Linked DNA regions of Homo sapiens: region 1 is linked to region 2. The links are chromatin loops, found by intact Hi-C in ENCODE. Cell type or tissue: A673. All regions are shown on one strand.

Region 1 (2,500 bases), 820 kb after region 2:
TTTTTGGGTAATGATTATCAATAATTCCCAGAAAATTAGCAAGACCAATCTGCCATGCACCAGAACTGATAAAGGCTTGTCTAACTTGTTGCTTGTTGAAAGGAACAGTGATTTTATCTGGGTCATTTCCACACAATGTTATTATTCGTAATCTTCCCTGACCAATTAATGTAGCCATTTGATCCAAGTACAATGTAAAAGTCTTAATTGTACTATGAGGAAGGAAGGACCAATCCACAAGATCTGTGTTTTGAACAATGATGGCTGTTAGAGAATGTGCAGTACCAAAAATCAAAATTTGGAGTGGGGCCAAGTGATCCTATTTACTTGTGCTGACCGAATTTTTTTCTTCAATTAATTTAATTTCTTTAGTTGCCTCTGGAGGTAACATTCTTTCACTATTTAATTCCAAGTCCCCTCTTAAGAAAGAGAACAAAATTGACATGGCATAAGTAGGAATGCCTAGAGTTGGCCAAATCCAATTAATATCTCCGAATCCAATTAGTATCTCCTACCAACTTTTGAAACTCATTTAATGTTTTTAATGTGTCTTTTCTTATTTCTATTTTTTGTGGTTTAATTTTCCTTTCCTCTACCTGCATTCCCAAGTAATGGAAAGGAGGAGAGGTTTGAATCTTATCAGATGCTATTGTCAGTCCCGCGTTGGCAACCTCTGTCTGAGAAATGTGTAACGGTCAATTAATTTGTCTCTCGTTTCTGCAGCACACAAAATATCAACATAATGAACGATATAACAGTCTGAAAACTTGTCTCTAACTGGTTGCAGAGCTTGAGCTATGAAAGTCTGACAAATAGTTGAATTATTAAGCATTCCCTGAGGCAATACTTTCCACTGAAACCTGGTGGCTGGTTCTTTATTATTTAGGCTGGTATAGTAAAAGCAAATTTTTCAAAATCCTCTTTTGCCAGAGGAATGGTAAAAAAGCAATCCTTCAGATCAATTATAATTAAAGGGGACCATGGCTGGAGAGGGCAACCGGGATGGGAGAGCCCCCATGGGTTGAATTATGGCATTAATGGCTCTTAAGTCAGTTAGCATACGCCATCTGCCGGATTTTTTCTGAATTACAAACAGGAGAATTCCAAGGCGAAAATGAAGGCTCAATATGTCCTTTTTCTAACTGTTTCTTTGCTAATAAGTGTAAAGCCTCCAGTTTTTGTTTTGGAAGCGGCTACTGATTTACCATACAGTTTTTTTTTTTCCCCCCAAATTAATGGAATGGGTTTTGGAGGCTCTACAGTGACCGCTTCTAAAAAGGATGCCCTATTCCTTTTCTTTTTTTGATTTTTTTCAGCCTCAGTTGGGACTTTAATGCCATCTTCATTCTTTCCTAGTCCCTTTTTAGGGAGCTATCCCATTTTAGTCATGATTTTTTGATTCCTGGGGCTGTATAGGGAGGCTGGGATAGTAATCTCTGCATGCCATTGTTGTAACAAGTCTCGGCCCCATAAATTGATTGGAATAGAAGTGATCATAGGCTGAACCGTACTTTCTTGATTATCAGATCCTAGACAATGTAAAATCATGGCACTCTGATACACTTCTGAGGCGGTGCCTATGCCGATGATAGAAACATCAGCCTGGGTATCCACTAATCCTTCAAACTCTTTCCCTGAATAGTGACTGTACACACGGGTCTATCCTCTGAGACCTGATTAGCCCAATAAGTGGCTTTTCCTGCAGGGTTGGTACTTCCAAACCCTCCTGTTCTTTCCGTTTTGTTTTCCCCAATTTTAACATAAGGCAAAAGCAGTAATTGAGCAATTCTATCACCTGGATTGGCACTCCAGGGAACAGTGGAGCTGATCACTAACTGAATTCCCCCTTTATAATCTGAATAAATTACCCCAGTATGAATTTGGACTCCCTTCAAATTTAGACTTGATCACCCTAAAATAAGGCCTACCCTCCCTTCTGGCAGCGGGCCATATACCCCTCTAGGAATCTTTTGTGGGGGCTCTCCAGGGAGTAAAGAGACCATTTGGGTGGAACATAAATCTACTGTGGCGCTGCCTGCTGTGGCGCGGGACAGCTGTTGGATTGTTGTAATTGGCTGACTCCCTGAAGTGGTGGTATTTTCTGTAGGGGTTGTTGTCCTTGAAAACCCTGAGGAACAAACAGTTGAACTGGGAATGCCCCAGTTTGTTGGGGGGCCTGAGGCTGGCCCCTCTTCCTGTTTCCCGACAATGGTTGCCCATCTTTATCAAATTTAGAATGACATTGATTGGCCCAATGTTTTCCTTTTCCACATTTTGGACACAGGCCAGATGGCTTTTTATTTTTTGCTGTAATAGCTTGATTTATTATATTCTGTTTATTTAAGACTGGGCAACTCCTTTTCAGATGACCGATTTGACCACAATTATAACATTTTTTCCCAAATGTTCTAACTTGTCCTCCTAGAGTGAGCCCCCTCATTGCTTGAGCCATTAGCATTGCCTTATGCATAGCTCCTCCAATCCCATCACAAGCCTTCAC
Region 2 (2,500 bases):
CACACTGCTCTAAAGTACTGCCTGATACTGGGTAATTTATAAAGTAAAGAGGTTTAATTGACTCACGGTTCAGCATGGCTGGGGAGGCCTCACGAAACTAACAATCATGGCAGAAAGCAAAGGGGAAGCAAGGCATCTTCTTCCCAAGGCAATAGGGAGAAGTGCCCAGCCAAGGGGAAAGAGGCCCTTATCAGATCTTGTGAGAACTCACTCACATCATGAGAACAGCATGGGGGAACTGCCCCCATGATTGAATTACCTCCACCTGGTCCAACCCTTGACACGTGGGGATTATGAAAATCACAATTTAAGGTGAGATTTGGGTGGGGCCACAGAGCCCAACCATATCAGACTAAATCCAAACCCGCTGATTAAAAAAAAAGTAGAAACAAACTTTCTCATCTAATAAAGAACATTTTCTAAAAGGTCATCAAGTAACATAAAACTTAATAGTGGAAGAATAACTCCTTTCTCTTCAGATTAGGAACAAAGGCAAAAGCATCATTTCATTGTATTGGAGGCCTTATCTATGTAACAAGGCAAGAAAAAATAAAGTATGCATGTTGAAAACCAAGAAGTAATAAAGTTTCTATTCACAGACAGTATGATTATCTACGAGGAAAATCCTTTTTGAACGTCTCAGAAAAAGTACTACGTTAATAAATAAATTTAGAGTTTACAATATGAAAGTCCAATATAAAACAATCAACTATATTCTACAGACCAGCAATAAATATCTGAAATTTGAAATTTAAAAACAACATCATCCAAAATACAAAATATTTAGGGGTCAATTTGATAAAAGATATTTGTAAACCCTACTGTAAAAACTTCACAACATTGCAGGGTGAAAGTAAAGATCTAAATAAAATAAAATACAACTTGTTCATGGATTAATCAGCTCAATATTATTAGGATGGCCATTCTCGCCAAACTGATCTATACATTCAACACAATCACAAACATAATCCCAACAGGCTTTTTATTTTTCAGATATTGACAAGTTGATTCTAAAATTCATCTAGAAATATAAAAACCTAGAATAGGCAAAATAATTTTGAGAAAGAACAAAATTGGATGATTTATTGGATTTTAAAGACATGATAACGAAGACTGTGGTATTAGCATAAAGGCAGGAATACAGACCAATGGAAAAGAATACAGAGTTTAAAAATAGGCTGACACATATAAATCAAGTGATTACAACAAAGGTGCCAACATAATTTAATAAAATTCAGATATTCCAATTGGGAAAAGGATATTCATTGTTTTCTAAGCAGCAACAGCTACAGATAGGAGGTAGAGGAACACCCCTCACAAACCCACAAGGGACAATATCACTGCCAAGAGGTCATGGATAATTAGGCAAAGCTGAGATTAGTACTGCAATTACCCAGTTTCCTGTCCTTGATTTAATCCACTGAATCACTCAGTCCTTGTATTTGATTTAAAGTAACGTAGTCAAGTTTCTCTAATTGACTTGAAAACAACTGAGAGCCAAATTGCAGTTATAGTGGAAAAAAATGTATATGGGATGAGCATCATAAGATGGGGAGGAAATTCTTTTTTTTTCTTTTAATCAAACAGATTTAGGTTTCACTTTTCTACCCCCTTGTTTGATGGTTGAAACTTCTTGGAAGAAAAAAATATTTCCATTAATTAGATGTAATTTGCTTCTGTTATGAGTGAAGGAGCGTTAACAGCAAATTTATTTTTGTTTCATATAATGTATAAGTGAAAATAGAATATATTTTTGTCAAATAAATTATCTCTAGTCTAAGTTATTTTTAATTGTAGAAAGCTCATTTTGGAGGAATCATTTCTTAATGAAATTTAGCTTGATTTAAGAAAAAAATTATTGCATAAATGCCTCATTTGTTCCTGCTCATTTGAATTAACAGCCAAAGTAATATTGTCTCAAAGAGATATTTTTTCAAATGTGGTTTATACAGCAATAAGTTATTGATGTTAACATTTCCAGTCATTATTACTACAAAGCTAAATATCACCAAAATCTTTTAATTTATATTTGAAACATAGGATGTGATCAAGGTTGGGAGGTCCTACATTGAACATATTATATTTTTCTCTTATCTCCTAATGAAGTCCATATAATTTAATTTCGTTGCATCATGTTCTGATAATATGTTAATTTTTTAAATGCCATTCTTCCCAACAAGCAAAAATACAAACCTAGTATATAGAGAAAAAGTCATGTTGTCACTGACTGCTTTTTAAACACAAAGGCTATTATTGGTGGCAGATGGATTTTTGTTCTGAAAAGCTTCATCTTCCTCTTCTGTTTCCCGCCAACACACAATTAAGTGGAGCTTTGGTAATCAAATATTTCAGTGAATTTGGATTGTGAAAAAGCAAATTTGGACCTTGTATCATTTAGCACTTATTGTCCATGCAAGATAAAGGTGAATGCTTTAGTCTGAACTATGCTAACCATCTATAAAGCTGTTTCATGAAACAATCGTAAATCTTCTTGATTGGG

The links. A loop is a pair of places that touch in the nucleus more often than their neighbours do. Peaks named below come from ENCODE experiments on the same cell type or tissue, not always from the same donor. Only the 100,000 strongest peaks of a DNase experiment are listed, where the experiment ranks them.
Region 1: a loop joins it to region 2, with 5 times the contacts of the local background. A loop is called at or near these places in 1 of 110 quality-filtered maps.

The regions. Positions count from the first base shown.
Region 1 is chr3:101,694,529-101,697,028 of GRCh38, reverse strand. LOC124906262 (endogenous retrovirus group K member 5 Gag polyprotein) reads right to left here. Exons shown (of 3, transcript XM_047449415.1): 3 at 1-2,500. The coding sequence ends at 2,021. Among named protein-coding and RNA genes, the nearest start is that of RPL24, 9.1 kb to the right of the region's middle. In A673, a CTCF peak has its summit at 1,063; DNase peaks (open chromatin) are centred at 1,058 and 1,988.
Region 2 is chr3:102,513,302-102,515,801 of GRCh38, reverse strand. No RefSeq gene overlaps it. Among named protein-coding and RNA genes, the nearest start is that of ZPLD1, 80 kb to the right of the region's middle. In A673, no CTCF peak of the experiment used is centred here; a DNase peak (open chromatin) is centred at 1,361; H3K4me3 peaks cover 1,027 bases; H3K27ac peaks cover 649 bases.